Regions from separate parts of the Homo sapiens genome. Here region 2 is linked to region 1. Evidence: chromatin loops called from intact Hi-C (ENCODE). Cell type or tissue: ascending aorta. All regions are shown on one strand. Links, peaks and the distances in the headings refer to the core of each region. The heading gives the core; the rest is flanking DNA. Region 1 has its middle 300 kb from the start of PHLPP1. Region 2 overlaps KDSR (3-ketodihydrosphingosine reductase).

Evidence for each region. Peaks named below come from ENCODE experiments on the same cell type or tissue, not always from the same donor. Only the 100,000 strongest peaks of a DNase experiment are listed, where the experiment ranks them.
Region 2: it touches region 1 in a loop (7-fold over the local background); 106 of 110 quality-filtered maps call a loop at or near these places.

The regions. Positions count from the first base shown.
Region 1 is chr18:63,008,801-63,021,128 of GRCh38, reverse strand. No RefSeq gene overlaps it. Among named protein-coding and RNA genes, the nearest start is that of PHLPP1, 300 kb to the right of the region's middle. In ascending aorta, for the core only: a CTCF peak has its summit at 4,701 (motif pointing left); no DNase peak of the experiment used is centred there.
Region 2 is chr18:63,335,574-63,347,901 of GRCh38, reverse strand. KDSR (3-ketodihydrosphingosine reductase) reads left to right here. Exons shown (of 10, transcript NM_002035.4): 7 at 3,409-3,492; 8 at 9,019-9,102. Among named protein-coding and RNA genes, the nearest start is that of BCL2, 22 kb to the right of the region's middle. In ascending aorta, for the core only: CTCF peaks have their summits at 5,497 (motif pointing left) and 7,797 (motif pointing right); no DNase peak of the experiment used is centred there; H3K27ac peaks cover 341 bases.

The sequences.
Region 1 (12,328 bases), core at 1,624-9,623:
TAGCATCTTTACTTTACAGGTGAGGTAACTAACTCAACCTTCCTTTTGAATAATAAATATCCAAGCTATTACAGACTTTATAAAATACCATGCATTTAAAATAAAATTGTAGGCCATAGAAATGAACAAAAGAAGGGAAAGAACAGGGTCATTAAAGTTATTCTATGAGCTAGGACAGGTCACCCCAACTGTGGTTATGGCCAAGGCTAAATTACAGAGTGCAATGCCATCTGCCCCAGTGTTCTCTTCCTGTCACTCTCAAAGGCTTTTTATTCCAATTTATTTTAGGAGTGCCAAAAGGTATGTTTCTAATTCTATTTCTCTCCAGTTCTTTTTATAGTACTCAAGTCTGGGCAAATATCAGTAACATAAACGTGTGTCCTCGTTTTTGTATTTTAAGTCAGTGATAAGTTGAAGTACCCTGGATTTCCTGCTTCTTTGGAATTCATCACCTGCTGTTTTCAGAGCCAGCTGCACCTGTGTGGTTTTCGGAGCACAGGTCCACCTGCTGGACTGCCTGCTAGGCCATTAGCAAAGCCAGTGGCCAAATCACGCACTTGGGCGTTTTTAGATTCTGTCACTTTAGTGATTGTGAAAAGCTCCAGGCTGCCTGCACCCCCTCCCAATGTTTGCCAGAGAACTGGGAGCTGGGGACAGGGGTTCATTTGGAAAATATCAGTAAGAAATAGGAAGTTCTAAAGAACTTATTATCTATGAGGAAGACAACCAATTATTGCCCTGAGTTTATTGGGGTCTTTCTCTCTTCACCTGTAAAAAAGTGCATTTGCCCAAAAGGTATTGAATTAAGGGGGTATAGTAGATGCTGCCAGATTCCAATATACCTTCCCTTGTCCTTCTTCTTCAGTGCTGACAGGCTCCCATGGTAGCTGCCAGCACATGGCCTGAGGACTTTCTCTTGCCCTGGAGCTCCCTTTGCTACCTGTGCCACTGCCTGAAGTGCTAGGGAGTTGATGCCCCTGGGAACAGCCACCCAACGATGATTGACAATTGGTATATATATATACCCCAGCTCCCTTGCTTTTCAGGTAAAAACTCCGATGTGTGTGTTCTACACTGGCTTCTAGAGTTTCCCAAGTGGAATTAAGCTTCAGTCACCCACAGTGGTAGCTGAATGGATAACACAGGCTTTACTGGCTGCCTTCTCTTCCTGTCTCACTTCCCCACTCCCCTGCCAGCATCTCCTGGGGTCTTATCTTTCAAATAAACGACATGATCTGGAATCTTGTCTTAGAGTCTGATTCAAAGGGAACCCAAAGTCAAGCATCCTCTATGAATGGGATATTGCTGGGGAGATAGCAGAAGACATCTGGGAGATTCCCTTGCCAAACCAGAAATTATGGCTATCTCTCGAGCCTGAGCAGTCTACACAGTTTAGAGTTCCTCTGATGCAGTTTAGGGACCCTGTGGATGCCACGTACACCTTCAGCCCTGGGAGGGAGGGCTGAGGTGGACCCCAGCCAGAGGTGTTCAGAACACAGTGAGCCCTGTAGACAAAGATCAGGGGAGTGTCGGGACAGTTGGACGACAGAAGGACCCATTGTGTTCTCCTGCCATCGCCATCCGGTGTACATTCTCCTCACCAGTCCCTTTTAACTGTGAGATAGGAGGTGGAGGGAGAAAAATGACTGGGAAAATAGGAGCCTTCCTGCATTCTACTCATTCCTTTTATACTCAACTTATTTTTGTTCTGTAAAGTACACTTTTTAGTGTTTCTTTCAGGGAGGACCTGCTAGGAGTAAACTCACAATTTTTATTTGATTAAAGATTTATTTACAGGCCAAGCACGGTGGCTCACACCTGTAATCCTAACACATTTGGGAAGCTGAGGAGGGCAGATCACCTGAGGTCAGGAGTTCAAGACCTCTGGCCAACATGGTGAAACCCCATCTCCACTGAAAATACAAAAATTAGCTGAGCATGGTGGCCTCTGACTGTAATCCCAGCTACTCAGGAGGCTGAGGCAGGAGAATCGCTTGAACCCAGGAGGTGGAGGCTGCAGTGAGCCAAGATTGCACCACTGCAGTCCAGCCTGGGTGACAGAGTGAAACTCCATCTAAAAAAAAAAAAAAAAAAAAAGAGAGAGAGAGAGAGATTTCTTTACAGTTCTCCCTTGGTATCTGCAGAATATTCCAAAACTCCCTGCAGATACCAAAATCTACAGATGTTATAATGCATTATATAAAATGGCATTGTATTTGAATATAACCTATGCATATCCTCCTTTTTATATGTGTTGTTCTTAATCAGTATTTTTTTCTGTTGTATCGTTGTGTCTTTTTTTTCTTAATATTCTCAATCCATGGTTGATTGAATCTATGGATGTGGAACCTGCAAATACAGAGGATGGACTGTATTTTGCCCTTAAAGTTGAAAAATAGTTTAACTAGGTTTTGAAGTCTACACTGGTAGTTATTTTCTGTTAGCTTGTGCCTTGTCTTCTGACTTCTCTTGTAGATACTGAGGAGGCTGTTGTTAATCTAGCAATGTCATTCTTTTGTAGATAAGCTCTCTCCCTCTCTCTCTGTCTCTCTCTCTCATTTCTTGATCCAGATAAATTTAATCCCCTTTTTCCCTCTCTGCTATTCTACAGTTTTATTTTCATGTGTCCAGCTGTGCCTTTATTTTTATTTCAGGGTTCTTTGCTGCTTGAACCTGTGGAATCATATCTCCTATCAATTCTTTTAAAAATTTCAGCCATTGTCTCTTTGAGAATTGCCATCATCTTATTTTTTTCTATTCTCTCTTAAAATTCTTATTAGGGATATGATAGCTCTTGTTATTCTACCCCCATGTCTCTTAAGTTTCTTTTAATATTCCCTATCTCCCCTTGGCTCCATCTTCCAATTTACAAACTCTTTCTTTAGCTGTGTCTAAGCAGCTGCTTAACCTCATCCACTGAGTGTTTAGTTTAAACAGTCCTATTTTTCATTTCTAGAGGTCCTATTTTTCATTTCTAGAGGTTCTATTTTGTTTTTTGTTTTTCAAATCCACCTGGTCATAGTTGTCCTCTTTAGTTAGCCTCTCTTCTATGGTTTTTACTTTAAGCATATTATATTATACTCTTTCAATTGAGCATTTTATTATCTGAAAGCTACCATGTTTGGGATGAATGCTTACTTTCACTCATGATGGAATATATACTTTAGTGTTTCATAATTTTTTATTATAAAATTCTCTTTCAGAGATGGTCTTGTTTTATTCTGTTTTGTCTTCTGTGGGAATTCTGTGCAGCTTGGATCTTAGACATGTCCCTTCATAGTGGTTTCAATTTTGCTTTTGCCAGGTGTCTTGGAGATAGTTAAGGCAATTAAAAAGTCACCACTTCTGTGCTGCCACAGGTCACTTTCCATCAGCTGAGTCTTGGAACCTTTCCTCACTACTTGCATGGCACCTTGCACACATCTCCATGGCACCTCACATCACACTCTGTTCTGAAGCTTATATGTCCCTTTCCTCTATTATTCTGAGAGCTCCTTAATATTCCTCAGGTCTATCACAGAGCTCATAAACATTTGTTGCATGAATGAACTTGGAGAAGCCAGCCCTCAGAGCCTCAGCTTCTTTGAATGGGATGTTATATTTCATCCTTACCTCATAAGATTGTCGGGATATCATAGACTCTTAGGGTCAAAAGGTGCTGTAATTCAATCCATAGGAGGGTCACATTAAATGCTTAATTCCCTGCATAAGATAATTAACTAAAAAGCCCTCACAAGCTGTGAAGGGCCAGCAGAGGTAACTGACTGTGCTTCTCCACTGCACCTGGCAGTGGTTCACTATAACATTACTGTCTGTCTTTGTGCTCTGTGAGTCGGGAATAGTTCCAATGGAAAAGATCCATCATGCAGCAACAATTTCAAACTTTTCTGAGACCAGAACAAAGCTGCACCTGAAGCTGATTCCCTTGGGCATACTTTGGGTTTAGGATCCTTCAAAATCAAATGGCAGTGACCAAGAAAGCAGCTGTGTCCACTTTAAATGTCCACTATCTGTTCCTCACTTTCCGAACTTGACCAAACACTCTTTGAGGAGAGTGACCACAATATATATGTATTTGTATATTCCTATGGTCAAGCAGGAAGCACAGTACTAAACAGTAAGTTTGAATTCTGTCTGACCCATTGAATTTCTTTCTTTCTTTCTTTCTTTTTTTGTTTTTTTTGAGATGGATCCTCACTCTGTCACCCAGGCTGGTCGGCAATGGCACAATCTTGGTTCACTGCAACCTCCACCTCCTGGGTTCAAGCGATTCTCGTGCCTCAGCCTCCCAAGTAACTGGGATTACAGGCGCCCACCACATCCGGCTATTTTTTGTATTTTCAGTAGAGACCGGGTTTCAACATGTTGGCCAGGCTGGTCTTGAACTCCTGACCTCAAGCGATCTGCCCGCGTCGGCCTCCCAAAGTGCTGGGATTACAGGTGTGAGCCACTGTGCCCAGCCTGAATTTCAAGTTAAAGCTAGAGTTGCATTTGATGCTCAACACTCTAAATAAAAAATATATGCTACCTCACAAAACTAGAAATTCTTGATAATAGTAAAGCCATTTTTGGTTTGGGCTATACTTTTTTTTTTTTTTTAACTCAAGCTTTCCTTTGGTGGGAAAAAAAAGGATGGGGTTTGCTATGGGTTTCAGCGGCTCCAAATAGCTGTCTTCCCCTGCCCCCTAGTGGCTTCATGACAAACTGTGAGAACCTTCGCGTCGTTTCTTCTCAATTTTCTTCATTACTCCTATTCTTACTGTTTTTATTATTGCTTGTGAAAAAGACTTTCTTAAAATTATGCAACCTAAAAATTCCCCTTGCTTAACATGAAATAAATCTTCTGTACTTTTTCCAGAAAATATGCGTGCAGGGCCAGGCGCAGTGGCTCACACCTGTAATCCCAGCACTTTGGGAGGCCAAGTCGGGGGATCACTTGAGGTCAGGAGTTTGAGACCAGCCTGGCCAACAAGGTGAAACCCCGTCTCTACTGAAAATACAAAAAGTAGCCGGGCGTGGTGGCATGTGCCTGTAATCCCAGCTACTCGGGAGGCTGAGGCAGGAGAATCGCTGGAACCCGGGAGGCGGAGGTTGCAGTGAGCCAAGATCACGCCACTGTACTCCAGCCTGGGCAACAGAGCAAGACTCCATCTCAAAAAAAGAAAAAAAAAAAAAGAGAGCGAGAAAAAGAAAAAGGATATATGTGTACAGTCAGAGGCACCGTCCTAGACATAGAGAACACAGGAGTTTAGAAGCAATTCCCTCTCATTCCTCATCGGTGGCCATCGTAGACGTTTCCCTTCATAGAGGCCACCACCCTGGGAGGTCTTGCTCCATGGCCCCAGCTGACCCAACATGAAACGTCCACACCTTTCCCAGGCGCATTCTACTACCAGCACCTCCCAAATTAGACCTGAGCCAGCCTTCACATCATTCCCAGCCCCAGCCTCCTGTCCCGGCCAAGAACAGCCCCTTTCTTCCATGTGCCTTGGCTCCTGGGTCCCACCTCCTGCCTGTGCTCTCTGCATAAACACCATTGGTTTGGAATAACCCACTAGAATTGGATCCTAGACATGAACCCAGCGTTTGTTCACAGTGTGTGACCACCGCTAACACCAACCCCAGTGATTTTTGGTGAAGCACAGACCAGGCAAACCCTGTCTTTATCTGGGCCACTTAACATACTTCACAAAATTCAGTAAGCAGATAAATTAACAGAGATTACAGTCATTATGAGATTTAAACTTGTGTCCTCGAAGATCAGGTAGAGCCGCCCCATGAACCAAGTTGCTAAGAATTCATAATATATGATCTATTGAGTTTCTCTGCACCAGCAAGCTTAACTAGAAAATGAGTTTTTTAAATGACACCTTTACAACTGCATCAAGAAAACATCAAATACAAATACCTGGGAATAAATCTAACAAAATATGTCTAAGACCCCTACCCTGAAAATACAAAACATCATTGAAAGAAATTAAAGATCTAAGTAAACAGAGGAATTTGCAACGTTCATGGAATGAAAGCCTCAAAAGTATAAAAATGTCAATTATTCCAAAATATATTTATAGATTTAAAGTAATTCCCATCAAAATGCCAGATTTTTTTAAATTGGCAAGCTGATTCTAAAAATTCATGGGGAAATTTTTTAAAAATTACTTAAAGAAGAACGCTAAAGGAGTTACATTATCAGATATCAAAGCTTATTACATAATTCCATGTCTGGGTATATACCCCACAACATTGAAAGCAAGGACTTAAACAGATACTTGTACACCCATGTTCACACCAGCATTATTTGCAATAGCAAAAGGTGGAAGCAACCCCAGTGTCTGTAGACAAAATGTGGTGTACACATGCAGTGAAATATTATCCAGCCTTAGAAGGGAAAAAATTCTGACACCTGCTACCACACGGATGAATCTTGACGACATTATGGTAATTGAACTATGCCAGTCACTAAAGGACAAATGTCATATGATTCTCCTTATATGAGGTACCTAGACTAGTCAAGCTTATCAAGACAGAAAGTAGGATGGTGATTGCCAGAGGCTTAGGGGAGAGATAATGGAGAGTGTTTGTTTAACGGATACAGAGTTTCAGTTTGGAAAGATAAAAAGAGTTCTAGAGATGGAGGGTGGTGATGGTTGCCCAATGATGCAAATACACTTACTGACATTGAACTGTATGCATAAAAATGGTTACAATGGTTAATTTTGTTATATGCATTCTACCACAATTTTTTTTAAAAAGGACTTGTTATAAAACTACAGCAATTAAGACAGTGTAATAAAGGCATAAGAACAAATAAACCAATGGAACAACATAGAAAGTCTAGACACAGGCTTACACACAAGGTCATCTAATTGATGACAGTAGTGACAATGCAGTAGAATGAGGAAAACCTGGCCATTTAAAAAAATGATGTTGGGTCAATTGGTTAACCTTATGCAGACAAAATATGTCTTAACACCTAATGCACACCACACACAGAAATCAATTCTGTGTTGTAGATCTAAATGGAAAAGATCAAATACTAAGCCACCTAGAAGAAAACATAGGGCAATATCTCAAAGCACTGACCTTAAGGAAACAGATTGGTAAACTAGACTTAATTGAAATAAAAATATTTTTGTTTATCAGAAGATCACATTAAGATGAAAGGGCAAGCTTTGGAGTGAGAGAAGATATGTGTAATACACACACTCAACAATGTATAAAATGCCCTGCAAATCAATAAGAAAAAGACAGCTCTCAAGAGATCGAGACCATCCTGGCCAACACAATGAAACACCATCTGTACTAAAAATAGAAAAATTAGCTGGGTGTGGTGGTGCATGCCTATAGTCCCAGCTACTCAGGAGGCTGAGGCAGGAGAATCGCTTGAACCTGGGAGGTGGAGGTTGCAGTGAGCCGAGATCGTGCCACCACACTCCAGCCTGGGCAACAGAGCGAGACGCCATCTCAAAAATAAAAAACAAAAAAAACCAAAACAACTCAACAGAAAAGTGGTCAAAAGACTTGAACAGGGACCGCACGTGAGAATATACCCCAATGACCAATAAACACATCCAAAGATGGTCAACATCAAAATTAAACTACAAAAAGACATGGCAACAAAACACAACACAGAGTACCACAGGTTGATGAGATTTTGGAGCAACTAAAACTCTAATGTATTGGTGAGAGCATAACTCGGTACAGATAGTGTTTATCTATGTCTCCTATAGCTGAGAGTATGCATGCTTTATGGCCTAGAAATTCCACTCCTGGGTAACAATCCAACAGAAATTCAGTATGAATGTGAATAGCAATGGCATTCATAAAAATCCCAAAGCAGAAATTACCCAAATGTCCATTAACAGTAGAATGGATAAATATATGGTTGTATATCCACAGAATGAAATACTATACAACAATGAAAAACACAAACTACTTAACACATTACATACGGGTGGATCTCACAAAAAAAAAAAAATGTCAAATAAAAGAAAGGCAAATAAGAAAAGAAGATGATCCTATTTATATAGTCCAAAACAGGCAAGAGTAGTCTGTAGTGTTGGCAGTGAGGAGGATAGTGGTCCCTTGTATGGGTGGTGACTAGAGGAGACATGAAGGAGGCTTCTGGACATATAGTAATGGTGCGGGCTACACAAGTGTGTGAACTTCATGAAAATTCTTACTGGCAAACGAATAATTTGTGCACTGTTCCTTATGTGTGTTAATGTTCAATACAAAGCTTACTTTTAAAAGGTATATATTCTATATAATTCAGCCCAAAGACCACATTTTACTTAATGGAGAAACACTATACGTAGCCTCACTAATAATAATAATAGAAGAAAGACAAGGTAGGCCACATGTCCATATTCAATACTGCATTGGGGATAACCACCAATAAATCAAATAAGAGAAAGCAATTAGAGGAATAATAACTGGAAACTGAAAGGTAAAAGTATCTCTGTTTGTTGATGACATGACTATATATCTGGGAAACAAAAAATTAATGGAAAAACTACTACGAGCAATAAAGGAATTCATTACAAATAACAGAAACTTAGCATCCGGAAAACAATAGCTTTTATATATTTAAACAATGATCAATTTATAATGTCAAAAGTATTTTAAGTAAAATAGCTTGACATAAACATAACGTGAAATGTGTAAAACCCATATGAGAAGACTATTATATACTCCTGAAGATATGAAAGTACATTTGAGGAAAAGACACGTATTTTTTTGAATAGACTCACTATCTTAAAAATGTTGACTCTCCCTAATTTATGTATAAAATCAATGTGGTATTGGGGTTTGTTTTTGTTTTTTCCTGGAGCTAGCCAAGTTAATTATAAAGATCATATGGAAGAAATATCAGGCAGGAATACCTAGGAAAATCCCGTGGAAAAAAAGAGTAATATGTGTATGTTGGAAAGGGGAGGTTACCAGATATTAAAACATAATGTAAAATCCTTATAATTAAAACAATGTTGTATTGGCATATGAATAGTCCAATTAAATAAAATCAAAAATCCAGAAATAGACTAAACTACACAAGGAAATATACCATACTATGAAGGTAATGTCTCAAATCAGTAAAGAAAGAAAACAATTTTTAATAAATGATGTTTGAACAACTGAATAACTATATGGGAAAAGATACAATTGAATCTGCTTATCACACTATACTACAGGATAAATACCAGAGTAAGCCACACAAATCCCAGAGGAAAACATGGGTAAGTTACTCTACTACCAGGAAGCAGCCACATGTCTCAAAATCCAGAATTAGTGAAAGAAAGACATTTATAAACTTGACTATATTAAAAAAAACTTTTACATGGCAAAAAATAACATAAGCATGGACATTAACAGAATAATAAAAGAATATAAACAACTCTATGCCCCAAATTTGATAACTTGGATGAAATAGACCAATTCCGTGAAAGACACAATCTACCAAAACTCATACAAAGAGAAACAGATAATCTGAATAGGCCTATATCTATTAAAGAAATTGTACAGTAATTAAGGATGTTCCAAAACGAAAAGCACCAAGCCCAGACGGATTTGCTGGTGAATTCTACCAAACATTTAAGGAAGAAATTACACCAATTCCTTGCAATCTCTTCCAGAAAATAGAAGCGGAGGGAACACTTCCTAATTCATTCTGAGGCCAGCATTACCAGCATACTATAGCCAGACAAATATTACAAGAAGAGAAAACTACAGACCAATGTTTCTCATGAATGTAGATGCAATAATTCTCAGCAAAATATTAACAAATCAAATCCAACAATGTATAAAAAGAATTATACACCACAATTAAGTAGGATTTATTCTAGTTATGCAAAGCTGGTTCAACATTTGAAAATCAATTAATATATCACACTAACAGCCTAAAAAAGAAAATCATATAATCACATCAATAGATGCAGAAAAGCCATTTGACAAATCCAACATCCATTCATGATAAAAACTCACAGGAAACTAGAAATAGAGGGAAACTTTCTCCATTTGATAAAGAACATCTACAAAAACCTACAGTTAAAATCATACTTGATGAGAAACTAGAAGCTCTCCCACTAAGATCAGCAACAAAGCAAGGATGTCTGCCTTCCCTACCTCTAACCAACATCATATTGGAAGTCCTAAATAATGCAATAAGACAAGAAAAGGATATACAAGATATGCAGATTGGAAAGGAGGAAATAAAACCATCTTTGCTTGCAAATGACATGTTCATCTATATAGAAAATCCCAAAGAACTGATAATAAAACTCCAGGAACTAATAAGTCATTACAGCAAGTTTTCAGGATACAAGGTTAGTATACAAAAGTCTATCGCTTTCCTATATACCAGCAATTAACAAGTGAAATCTGAAATTAAAAACACAATACCATTTACATTAGCACCCCCAAAATTAAATATTTAGGTATAAATCTAACAAAGTATGCACAAAACCTATAAGAGAAACACTACAAAACTCTAATGAAATAAATCAAAGGATAGCTAAATGAATGGAGATATATTCCATGTGCATAAATACAAAGATTTAGAATTGTTAAAATGTCAGTTCTTTGCACCGTTATTTATAGGTCCAATGCAATTCCAATCAAAATTACAGAAAATTATGTTGTGGCTATCAACAAACTGATTCAAAAGTTTATATGGAAAGGTAAAAGACCTCAAATAGCCAATAGAATACTGAAGAAAAACAAAGTCAGAGGGCACTACCCAGCTTCAAGACCTACAACAAAGCTACAGTAATCACTACAAGGTGGTATTGGTAAAAGAAGAGACAAATCAATCAATGGAAAAGAATAGAGTCTAGAAATAGACCTATATAAATCTAGTCAGCTAATCTTTGACAAAGGAGTAAGAGAAATTCAATGGGATAAAAATAGCCTTTTCAACAAATAATACTAGAACAACTGGATATTCACATGCCAAAAAAAAAAAAAAAAAAGAATTTAGACATTGACTTTACGCCTTTCACTAAAACTAATTCAAAATGCATCATAGACCTAAATACAAAATGCAAAAATATAAAGAGAAAAATATAGAAGAAAATCTAGGTGAACTTGGGCTTGGTGATTACCTTTCAGCTTCAACACCAAAAGCATAAGCTATAGGAGAAAATTTTGATAAGGTGGACTTTATTAAAATTTAAAACTTCTGTGAAAGACACTGTCAAGAGAATGAGAAGACAAGCCACAGCCTGGGAGAAAATATTTGTAAAATAAATAAATATAGGACTTATACCCAACATATACCAAAAAAAGAAAACTTCTTAAAACTCAACAATAAGAAAACAAACAACAAAATAAGTGGGCATCTCACCAAAGAAGATATAGATGGCAAATAAACATATGAAAATATGCATAATATCATATAGAATTAGACAATAGCAAATTAAAATAAGATACTACTACCTATCTATTAGAATAGCTAAAACCAAAAACACTGACAGCATCAAATGCTGATGAGAATGTGAAGACACAGGAGCCCTCATTCACTGCTGGTGACGATGCAAAAGGGTCCAGCCACTTTGGAAGACAGTTAGTTTCTTACAAAGCTAAACATATTCTTACAATACGATCTGGCAATCATGCTCCTTGGTATTTATCCAAATGAGTTTAAAACTTATAGCCACACAAAAACCTGCACATGGATATTTATAGGAGTTTTCTTCATAATGGCCAGAATGTGGAAGCAGCCTAGATATCCCTCAGTAGGTGAATAGATAAGTAAATGTGATACATTACATACAATGGAATATTATTCAGAAATAAAATTAATGAGCTATCAAGCTACGAAAAGACATGCAGGAAGCTTAATTGCATATTGCTAAGGGAAGGAAACCAGTCAGAAAATATTTCCGACAAATGTCATCTATATGACATCCTGGAAAATGCAAAACTATAGAGACTGTAAAAATATCAGTGGTTTCCAGAGAGTTGGGGCAAGGAAGGGAGGAAGGGAGCGATGAACAGTTGGAGCCCAGGACGGGTTTAGGGCAATGAAACGATTCCACACGACATGATAACAGTGGATACATGACATTTTGCGTTTGTCAAAATGCATAGAATTGTTCAAGACAAGGAGTGAACCCTAATGTAAACTACAGATTTCAGTTGATAATTATGTCAATATTGGCTCCTGAACTGTAACACGTGTACAATTTGTAAGATGCTGATAATAAGGGAAGCTGTGTGTAGGGAGAAGAGAGGGTATTTGGGAACTCTGTACTTTCTGGGCAATTTTTTCTGTAAACCTAAAACTGTTCTTAAAAATGAAGTCTATTAATTAAAAAGAACAACATAGCGA
Region 2 (12,328 bases), core at 3,607-11,606, 320 kb before region 1:
GGTACTATGAGTAATTTTAAAAGAATGCTTTGTTGGCATTTTTTAGTCTTTTTTTTTTACTCAGTCTTTTAGGAAGAAAGGTAAAGATTTTAAAAGTTACTCTTTTGGAAAGCAGACTTCTGAGGTGGGTTATAGCTAAAGATGTGGTAGCAGAGACCAAGCCCAAAAAAAACAAACTGATGCTCCCTTTTCTGCTTTTCTTACCCTGATCATGCCCCTCTCCTCCCATCTCTTCCTTCTGTGGTCTGAAAGTAAGCTAAAGCTTGAATTCTGGAGTTTCATGTAAACAGCTGTGATCTTCTTTCCAGCATCCCCTGTCTTTGTTTTGATGGAATAGGGAACAGCACATCCTATGTGGATTATTTTAATAACAAATCTGTTCTTTTTTTTTTTTTTTTTTTTTTTTGAGATGGAGTCTCACTCTGTGGCCCAGGCTGGAGTGCAGTTGTGTGATCTCGGTTCACTGAAACCTCTGCCTCCCTGGTTCAAGCGATTCTCCTGGCTCAGCCTCCCAAGTGGGTGGGATTACAGGTGCCCACCACCATGCCCGGCTAATTTTTGTATTTTTAGTAGAGATGGGGTTTCACCATGTTGGCCAGGCTGGTCTTGAACTCAGGTGATCTGCCTGCCTCGGCCTCCCAAAGTGCTGGGATTACATATGTGAGCCACTGCACCCGGCCCACAAATCGGTTCTTGAACAAGTGGTCAGTTGTCTTTCTGTTTGAGGTTGAGGCCAGGGAGAAGGGAAGAAGTAATAGTAGGATGGATGTGGGGCAGAGTCGGGGGCACAGAGAATGGTCAGGCAACAGGGATGAGGAGAAGCAGTGGCCGGGCAGCAGGGGACTCAGTTAGTGAGGACCTGGCTCATCCATTCTTAGAAAGAGTGGTGATCTCAGGGAGCTAGCATTGTCTCATAAGAACAAGTAAAGCCAGCCTACCCTCATTTTTTTTTATGACAGGGTTATGAGATTGGTAGATTAAAAGAAGATGTAGATGTGGTTTAGTATATTCAGATTTTAGCAAATTATTTGACCAAGAGTTTCAGGAAACTAGAATCTTAACCTTATGCTTTGTTCTTAGAACGATACTGGCATGTAGAAGTAATTCAGTAAGTGCTCGTTGTTGCATGAATAAATAAAATAATATGTAAATGGTGAGGTGACTAGCCACTGGAGGTATCCAGCCAGAGACTGGGAGAGTCATTTGGTTGGATGGCATAGCGAGAATACCAATCTAGGAAGCGACTGGACTGGTTTCTCCCAACCCCAGCTATCTGTGTTCCTTCCTCATGAGGAAGCTGTTCTGAAAAGCTCTGTTTTAACCTTTGGCAATGCAGCCGTAACCTTGAGTTTGAGAAGCACTGCTCTGAAATCCTGTCTTCCATTAGCTTTGGAGCCAGCATCCTTCTTTACCATGAGAGAGAAGGCAGAGGGGCAGCACAGACGTGAGTTTCTGGGCAGTCGATGTCAGTCTTTATGTGGGCTGCCTAATGACCACTCGTTGGATTTTTTGTGGTGTTTTTCTCTGGTCTATGCACAGCAGAGGGCAAGGCTGGGGGAGACAAGGTTTTTATAAGTCACTATCTCAAAAACAAGTGGAAGCGAGTTTCTGGCTCATCTGCCTTACTACCTGGCCCCGATCCAGAGCTATTTATGAGCATGGCTGGGCCGTGAAGCTGCATGCCCTGGCAATGCCCGGTGGATGGGCTGTCCCACACCCTAATTGTGCTGGAATGGAACCCACAAAGACATCTCACTTTCACGACTGCACTTTCCAGGATGGCTGGCCTGGATCTTCTGCTTGCAGGCCTGTGCGTGCTTCTCCTTCCCCTTGAAGCTCCCCTTAAAGCCCTCAAAACTGTGCTTCACTGAAGGAACCAGGGCGAAAAAGGGCTGCATAAGATGAGACTCTGGGCTACTGTTTTTATTTTTTTGTTGTTTTTTTGTTGTTTTTTTTTTTGGGATGGAGTCTCCCTCTTGTCACCCAGGCTGGAGTACAGTGGCACGATCTCAACTCACTGCAACTTCCGCCTCCTGGGCTCAAGCAATTCTCCTGCCTCAGCCTCCCAAGTAGTTGGGATTATAGGCACCCGCCACCACACCCAGCTAATTTTTGCATGTTTACTAAAGACAGGGTTTCACCATGTTAGCCAGACTGGTCTCGAACTCCTGACCTCAGGTGATCCACCCCCTCCCCTCGGCCTCCCAAAATGTTGGGATTACAGGTGTGAGCCACTGCCCCCGGCCCCTGGGCTACTCTTAAAGGCCGTCACATTAGGCAGTGGTGTTGATTTTTAGCCTAGGGTACCCTTCTGAAGATGTGCAGTGGCTGATCTATCAGCTGCCTCTCCACTTCCAGATCCCTTAGGTGTTTCCTAGGGACAAAAAAGTGAGCCAATACCAAATAAAAATCATGGCAAAGAGATTTTCATGGTAGGAACCATTGCTCTTAGAGTTGCTAATTAGCAGGGCAAGATAAGCATGTGCAGCAGGGCTGTGGCTGAGCAGTCTGTGGGAGGGGGTGTCCTGGCCAACAGCAGAAGAATCTGCTGGAATTGTTGGGGGTGTGTGTATGAGTGGGGTCGTGAAGCGTGAAGTGTGCAGGCATGGTGGTGAGGCACACAAGTGTAACAACCTGCTCCAAGTGTCAGATTTAGAGGAGCCACATAGAGTTTCAGATAAGGCAGAGGGCTTTCCCTATGTGAATGCAGGTTGAGGTTGTCCACAGGGGAGGTACTTGGCTGGTCTGACTTGGAGGTTCTACCCAGTGGTTCTTGTTGGTTCAGTGGAGGAGGAAGTGACTCTTGACCTCCTAATGTGCAGAGGCCGGTTATACAGGGAGCTCTGGAATAAGCAGACTTCTCAGGGACAGTTCTGGACTGGGTTTGGAGTAGGGCACAAGAAAGGGATAGGGCAGCAGATTTTAATGACCCCAATGTATTTTGTGGATGAAATCAACACAAGAGTATCAGAAGCAGTCTGAAGGAAAAACAGATGTACAGTCTGGTGAAGAAAGGAGGGGCAGACTGGTCCCATTGCCTTGATAAAGGGCTTGGATGCTGTGCAGTGCGTGTGGGAACTGGACTCTTTTTAAAACACTGCCCTCGTCGGACGGCTCCCAGGGCCTCTGTCTGGGCAGCAGGAGTGGAAGACACTGCAAAGGAGGTGACTTGCCATACTTTAGGGCCAGCTGTTTTCTGGGGTCCAGGTTAGGGTGAGCTTTTTGCCTACATTCTGGAATCATCATGGAGAGGGGTTTCTCAATGCAATTGGTGTAGTTCCCCGCCTAACAGAATCACCCCATTGTTCTCACCGCTTTTTGGGAATCAGGGCAGCCAGTGCAGGTTGGCAGTGTAGGACCTCAGTGTGTCTTGTTTACTGAAGGTACACGTGTTGTTTTGAAATGCAGGTGAAGCCATATAATGTCTACATCACAGTTGCTTACCCACCAGACACAGACACACCTGGCTTTGCCGAAGAAAACAGAACAAAGGTCAGTATCCTACATGTCCCAATTTGAACCTCTAATGTTTACTGCTTTTCTGATTTTCTTTCTACTCTTCAGCTCACACTCGTTTTCACCAATCAACAATGTTTGTTGGGTAGAGTGCCTAGCTGGTTTCTGATGACCTTGAGATTCTCCAGGCAAATATTCCTTCTTTCCTTCCTCTTTTCCCTCACTTTATTTTCTTAAAGTTTAAATTTCTACCAGATTTTTTCTCTATAGAGACAGGGCCTCACTCTGCCATCCAGGCTGGAGTGCAGTGGTACAATCGTGGCTAACTGCATCCTCAAACTCTCAGGCTCAAGCAATCCTCCTGCCTCAGCCACCTGAGTAGCTGGGCCTACAGGCATGTGCCACCACACCTAGCTAATTTTTAATTTTTTTGTAGAGATGGAGTCTCACTATGTCGCCCAGGCTGGTGTCAAACTCCTGGCCTCAAGTGATCCTCCCTCCTCAGCCTCCCAGGTGCTGAGATTATAGGCATGAGCCATTGTACCCAGCCATTTCCAGCACATTTTTATCAAAGAAGTATGTCACACAGTTTTAGAGTCCAATATCAATCCTTTGCCTCATCTCTCCCATTCCCAATTCCTACTCCCTAGAGGTAGCCATTTATTTTAACTAACATGTTTATACTGCTTTTTTTTTTTTTAAGATTTAGAAATTATTTATTGACTTTCTACCGTGGAAGATAAAATTTAAGACCAGGCCAGGCACAGTGTGGCTCATGCCTGTAATCCCAGCACTTTGGGAGGCCTAGGCAAGAAGATCACTTGAGGCCAGGAGTTCAAGACCAGCCTGGGCAACATAACAAAACCCTGTCTCTACAAAAAATTTAAAAATTAGCCAGGCATGGTGGCACATGCTTGTAGTTCCAGCTACTCAGGAGGCTGAGGTGGGAGGATCATTTGAGCCAGGGAGGTTGAGGCTGCAGTGAGCCATGATTGTAGTACTGCATTTCGACCTGGGTGACAGAGCGAGAACCAATATCTAAAAAAAAAAAAAATTAAAATTAAAAATAAAAAAATAAAAATTTAAGGCCAGCCATGGTGTCTCACACCTGTAATCCCAGTACTTTGGGAGGCCATGGCAGGAGGATTGATTGAGCCCAGGAGTTCGAGACCAGCCTAGGCAACATAGCAAGACCCTTTCCCTACAAAAAAATAAGCAAAATTAGAATTGTTCCAGCTACTCAGGAGGCTAAGGTGGAAGGATAGTGTATTAGTCCGTTCTTGCATTACTATAAATAAATGCCTGAGATTGGGTAATTTACACGTAAAAGAGGTTTAATTTGCTCACAGTTCCACAGGCTGTACAGTCTGCTGCTTCTGGGGAGGCCTCAGGAAACTTACAGTCTTAGGTAAAGGGAAAGCAGGTACGTCTTACGTGGTCGGAGCAGGAGGAAGAGAGAGAGGGGAGGTGCCACACACTTTTAAACAACCAGATCTCGTGAGAACTCACTCAGTATCACGAGAATAGCAAGAGGGAAATCCACCCCCATGATCCAGTGACCTCCCACCAGGTCCCTCCTCCAACATTGGGGATTGTAGTTGGACCTGAGATTTGCATGGGGACACAGATCCGAACCATATCAGATAGTTTGAGCCTAGGACGTCGAGGCTGCAGTGAGCCAAGATTGCGCCACTGCACTCCAGCCTGGGCAATAGAGTAAGACTTGTTTCAAAACAAAAACATTAAGACTCATATCTGTTCCCCATTCCCTGTGTACTCCTCCCATCTCTTTAGTTAAATCAGGTTTAGTGCTCATATTAATATTATGCACACTTGGACCATTCTATAGTGACATTTCCTTTCTTGCCTTTTCATTTGCTTAGCTTTGTAATTATCTATAACTAATTCAGTCCCAGATTCAAACAGAACTGAGATTCTCCTTTTGATCCATGTGAGCACATTGGACATTCTATTAGATTCATTCTTTTTTCCTCAGACATTTCTCCTGGGGTCGTCCCCGTTCCTGGTCTGTTCTAGTTCTGCCACCCAGCGGTGGTGTCAGGACTTGTCTTCACCTCACACTGCACGTTCCCTTCTCCCCTCCCTTTGACGGAGCCCATGACTCTCACTTTTTTGGTTTATCTGCTCATTTTGGTGGAGCTATAATATTTTCCACCAATTTTCTGAGAAAGGGCACATCAGAGGTAATATTGTTTTAGAAACAACATGTCTGAAAATGCCTTTATTTTTATTTTAACCTTTTTTTTTTTTTTTTTTGTGATAGAGTCTTGCTCTGTCACCCATGCTGGAGTGCAGTGGTGCAATGTTGGCTCACTGCAACCTCTGCCTCCTGGGTTCAAGAGATTCTCGTGCCTCAGCCTCCTGAGTAGCTGGGATTACAGGTGCGTGCCACCAAGCCCGGCTGATTTTTTGTATTTTTTTTTAGTAGAGACGGGGTTTCACCATGTTGGCCAGGCTGGTCTCCAACTCCTGGCCCACTCTGGCCTCCCAAAGTGCTGGGATTACAGGCATAAGCCACTGTGCCTGGCCATTTTTCTTTATTCTTATGTATTGTTTTGTTAAGTACAGATTTCTAGTTTGGAAATAATGTTTCCTCAGATTTCTGTGAGCATTTATTGATTTCCAGCTTCCAGAATTTCTGTGGAATCCAGTGCTATTTTGATTCCCAACCTTTTGTATAGAACCTGTTTTTCCATTTATTTTTGGAAACCTTGTGTCCCTTTTTATCCTTATTTAATGGATTTTGGCATGAAATCTTCTCATTTCATATGAGCCCTTTTATTTTATCAACTTTTGTTCTGGGACATTTTATTATATTACTCCTTTTATCACTTCTTTCTTCCCAAAGTATTTCAAGTGTTCATTCTCTCTGGAGCATTTATTATTCAGATTTTTGAACTTTCTGGACTGATCCTCTAATTTCCTTCTATTTTCTCTCTCTTTTTTTTTTTAATCTCTTGGGCCTTTTGTTCTCCCTTCTAGGTTTTTATTCGCTTTATCCTTAAACCTTTTTGTTGAAATCTTTATTTCTACTGGGTTACATAAAAATTACTTTAGATCTCTTTTCTCTGAATATTTAAAACAGTTTTTAAAAATAGCTTCTTGCCTTATTTCATGGATTTCATATTTTCTCTTATGTCTAAGGATATTCACTCTGGATGTTTAGCCTTGTTTTTTTGTTGCTGTTGTTTTGTTTGAAAATTTCTTCTATATCTTGTATTATTTATTTCCTCCTACTTTCTTTTTCTCTGTTGTTGTTTTTTCCGGCTTCCTGAAATGTCTGTTGATCCTTGATTGTCCATATTTAAGAGTGATGCACTAAAATGCCAATTGTAAATCTCTAGCTTCTCAGCTGTTTACTATAGGATGATCAGGAGGGGATGCAGCCACTTCATTAGAAGATTCTCATATGCCAGCATCTGCTCACTTTTCTCATGGTTTGATCAGTTTCCCTACTGAGGAATCATGTCTTCTTCTGCCTTTGGGAGAGTAAGACTTGCTGTCTGTGTTGTGGGAGGCAAGCAGGGCAGGAGGGCTGGGGAGCTCACCACCTACGTGCCAACTTTTGCTTAATTTTTCTGTTTCTACAAAGTGCCTTATAACTACTCTTAGTGGTGAGAATTAAGAATCTGGTTAGTAAATTGCTAATCTTTTGCCATCGTAGAGGAGATGACTTGGGGTCTGATGATTTGAGTCTCCATTGCACTTATCACAGCTTATAACAGAAGCTTCTCATAGCACTTAAAACAGACATATCTTTTATATAAAATGACTGCCAGTCATCCTGAGCTGAATATAAGCTTCACACTTTTTCAATGGAATATTCCCTTTGCCTTGACACATAGTAGTTGCTTTTTTGAGCAAATGAATAGGTGAAGCGGGAAGAAAGGAATTAATCAGAACTTACCACCTTGAACTGTGGCCAATTTTAGTTTTATATATTTTTTTCTCTTTTATACGAATACTTTGTAAATGTGAATCTCTGCAGCATAAAAATTGGCACTTAAACTCCCTAGACTGTATATTTGTAGAAAGATGTTTGTGATTTAGGTTTTTTCCCCCTATTCTTTTCTCTTTGGCTCTGCCTTTTTAAAAATTACTGCTATTTCAAAGAAGTAAATTTAAGCCAAATGTCCTGTCTTAGAATAAGCAGAGATCTTCTAAGCAGCTTTGCAACATTCGGTATGCAGTCTTTTAGTTTGAAGCCAGAGCTGACAAAGGGTGGTGATTTCCCTGTTAAGGTTTGATTCTGATGTTGATTAAGTTGGGGTTTTTTCAGTAAAATTTTGGGCAGACTTGTTGGGGGTAAATACAATTCTACATTGATGTGTGGGCCCTTTAGGGGGCGCCATAGTACTTTAGAATCTTATGTGTATTTAGTGTGGTTATGCCAGCCTGGGGGTCTGGAAGAATGAATCGTGGCTCCTTCAAAACAGCCTTTCTCTTAAGAAAGGTTCATAAGAAATACTTGATCTTTATGAAATACTTTACTTTCCTATTTTAAGAAAATATAATCTGGTTTTTATTTTCTTTAATTCCTTCAAGCTTACGTGGTAAAGTTTACAGTCTCATGCAGTTTAAGGCTTTTGTTTGACACTTCTACTTGAAATTATTTGACACTTCTAATTGAAACTAACTGAAATAATTTTTGAGCACACATATGCAAGACATCGCAAAGAAAAGCCAAAGATAAATAATTTCTTACAAAAAAGGCCCTGCCCACAAGAAACTTAGGAGGTAAAATGCAAATGCACAAGTAGCTATAATGTGTATTAAAACAGAAATGTTCACAGAAGAAAGAGAGAGGTTACTGCCAGTTAGGTATTTAGGGAAGGCTTTTTGAGTTAGGTAAGAGTTGAGATGGACCTTTTGAGGAAGAAAAGGCTAAGATTTGGGGTCTGCAGCTCCAGCCTGGTAACTAGCATGCAGCCCATCTAGGGACCACTCAGGGTTATCTCCTAAGTGGCTCCTTCTGTTTCAGTGTCCTGTGCATTTGCCTCCTCAGCAAGTCCTTTAAGAAGCATCTGCAGTTGTTGAATGGGGGCTGGGTTGCGACTGTCCCTGCCTTGGGCGCCAGGTTCATCCCCAGGGATCAGCCCTCTGCTGACCTGGGAATATGGTCAGAATGGAGTTGCTGGTCTTGGGAGCAGGCTTGCTCTGGACACAGGTCTAGCCTCTACAGAAAAGCACCATCATTCAGGTGTCCGGCCAGCACTGAGGAGTCAAAGGGGGTCTTTCTGAACTTGTATCCAGTGATGTGTTCTCACTCTAGCTTTGATGGTCCTCAGTGGAGCCAAGACTCCGTATGTTCTAAGAGAATGGCAAAGGCCTCCTTGTCTTGTGTTAGCTACTGGGTAGAATTTTACGTAGTAACTAGGTAGACACTGATTTAGAATCCAGATGGACCTTATTCTAGAAATAGGAATCTGCCCAAAGGTAGAAAATTGGAATTATTTGTAAATCAGGAGGCTGTAAGAATAATTTATTTTTAATGTAATGGGCAATCATGATATTGTTATGTACATGTTTTTCCACTTTTAGCCTTTGGAGACTCGACTTATTTCAGAGACCACATCTGTGTGCAAACCAGAACAGGTGGCCAAACAAATTGTTAAAGATGCCATAGTAAGTAAAATCCTTGTTTTCTGTACTATTTGTGTTTGTAGTACTATATTTCTGAAAAGATATTTGTCCAAGGACTTACTTCAAAACATCAATTATTAGAATTTTTTAGTCTGTCAGATTTGTCATATCTAATATTGGACTCAACTTTTCTTCTTTTAGACGCTTTATTGACTCCATATTAGTGAGTAGCCTCCTGAAAACTGATTGTATACCTTAATCTGAGGAACAGGTTTACTAGAAGGATGTCTGGAAACACCGGTTCTTTAAAAAGAAAATGAGACTTTCCTATGAGTGTAAACGATATATACTATGTCCCATATACACCTGGCTGCTTTCTCTCCCATTCCTGCTTCCCAGTATCATTTTCCCAAAAGTTAGCTAACGAGAAAGTGCCACCAGCCCCGTGGGCCTGTCCTCCTGTCTTCCCTGTTGATATGTTTTTTAATTCAGAATCAAAAATGGTATTTTAAGAAATGATGTGCTGTTTTGTAGAAGAACAACATATGTGCCTCATGCTTTTTGACAACATTTCTGTTAATGCGGAAAAATGCACATTTATGAGGGATGTCTGTAAACCACAGACCCACACTGAATTTGGAAAATCTATAGGACCATTGGAATGAGAGGTGTCAGCACATGGTGGACAGCCTTGAAGTGGCCTAAATGCTGTCACATTAGACTGAACTGAGCAGAATGAGAATAGTGAATTCTGTTGAAATATATACATGTGTGAAGAACTTTGTCCTGAGTGCATTAAAAGGCTCAGGAAGATGGCACAAGTGAGACTTTATTTTTCCTGCTTATCTCGGGTCAAAGCAAATGCATTTGGTGTTTTTTGTTGTTGTTGTTGTTTTGTTTGTTTGTTTGTTTTGAGACGGAGTTTTGCTCTTGTTGCCCAGGCTGGAGTGCAGTGGCACGATCTTGGCTCACTGCAACCTCTGCCTCCTGGGTTTAAGTGATTCTCCTGCCTCGGCCTTCTGAGTAGCTGGGATTACAGGTGCTCACAACCACACCTGGCTAATTTTTTGTATTTGTAGTAGAAATGGGGCTTCACCATGTTGGCCAGGCTGGTCTCGAACTCCTGATTTCGGGTAATCCGCACGCCTCAGCCTCTTGGCCAAAGTGCTGGGATTACAGGCGTGAGCTCCGTGCCCAGCCCATTCAGTGTTTCTAATGATGCTAAATAGCTCTTAGTATTTTGGCAGTATTCATTTAGTTTAGTGGTTTTCAAACTTTTCTTCTCTTGACCACTTTACATTCTTACAAATTGTCAACAACCCCAGAGAACTTTTGTTTATTTACATGGCTATATTTATTGATATTTGCCATATTTGAAATGGAAGCTGTTTGTAATATTTATTGATTCATTAAAAATAACAAAAATGGCTGGGCACAGTGACTCGTGCCTGTAATCCCAACACTTTGGGAGGCCAAGGCGGGCGGATCACCTGAAGTCAGGAGTTCAATACCAGCCTGACCAATATGATGAAACCCCGTCTCTACTAAAAATACAAAAATTAGTCGGGTGTGGTGACATGCGCCTGTAATCCCAGCTACTTGGGAGGCTGAGACAGGAGAATCGCTTGAACCCAGGAGGTGGAGACTGCAGTGAGCTGAGATTGAGCCATTGTGCTCCAGCCTGGGCAACAAGAGCAAAACTCCATATATATATATATATATATATATTCACATATATATATATATAAAGTCACATATATATATATATAAAGTCACATATATATAAAGTGACTTTTTTTAAACAAAATTTACTACTTTTCAAAACAAAAGTTCAGTGAGGACGGTGGCATTGGTTCACATTTTCACCAGTTGCTTTAAGGTCTGCATTAACAGCTGGATTCAAATAGCTGCTTCTGCATTCCATCTGTTGTAATAATGTTGTTTTGATGGAAGGATATACAGAAAATCTGGCCTGAGACAGATACGGAGTTGGGAAAGGGAAGACTATTTTACTAGGCTTTTCAGATAATTATGGACATTCTTTTTTGATATCAAACCCAAACTCAACAAATGGTAGTTTCTTAAAGGTTAGTTGCAGTATAGAATTGGAAACTACATCAATGAATGTTTTGTTCTCTGTTACATTAAATTCCATTGGTCCGTCTTGTACTTTGAATGGATCTTTTAACCATTCATGATTTCGTAACATTATGCATTAGTCATTTGGAAAATATGGGTTGACTGAGTGATCAGAAAAATCGCTTTCATCAGTATTACTGCTGATCTTATCATAAAAGTATGCAGCTGACAGTCTCGTGATGGTGGATACTAGTTTTTCCAAATCTTAATTTTTTCTTGAAGGCTCAGATTTCACATTGATGACACGTGGCCAGTTGTTTTTCCTGAAGTGACACACTTGCTTGCTTCGCTTTCTGCACATCTGCCACATACCTAAGTCTGAATTACTATAGATTTCCTGTCAATGGTCTTTCATATAAAAATTATGCTCTCCAGCCAGGCACGGTGGCTCATGCCTGTAATCCCAGCACTTTTGGAGGCCGAGGCGGCTGGATTGCTTGAGCTCAGGGGTTTGAGACCAGCCTGGCCAACATGGTGAAACCCCATCTCTACTAAAAATACAAAAATTACCCGGGTGTGGTGGTGCATGCCTGTAATCCCAGCTACTTGGGAGTCTGAGGCAGGAGAATCACTTGAACCTGGGAGGCAGAGGTTGCAGTGAGCAGAGATCACACCACTGCATTCCAGCCTGGGCCACAGAGTGAGATTCTGTCGAAAATAAATAAATAAACAATACAAATGATGCTCCATGAAAGAAGTGGCAGTTTAGCCCTTGACTTCAGGAGCTGCACAAGGACTTTTGTTCCAGGCAGTTGTCCCGCCCTGGAATGCAGTGCTGCGGAAGCGCGTTGGGCGCATTCTCATTTGTCACACAGAGTATTAAGAAGACATGTCCTCGAGGGTTGCCATTGAACAAAATGATGAATTTTCCTGCTTTATCAAGAGGATTTTAAAGCAAAACTGACACTTTGATTTTTAAAAGAATTTTAGAACTTGTATTTTCTTTGTGTATTATTTATTACTGCGAGTGCGTGTGGTAGTAGAGGTGACAATGACTCCTAGTACAGTTTGGCAAGAACCCCGTGGTTCTTGCCCATGTCTCTGCAGTTTTGCAGAGGCAAAACTGTATTTTCCATACAACACACTGTGGAAAAGACAATGAATGTCTTAGTGTTATTAGGACAATCAT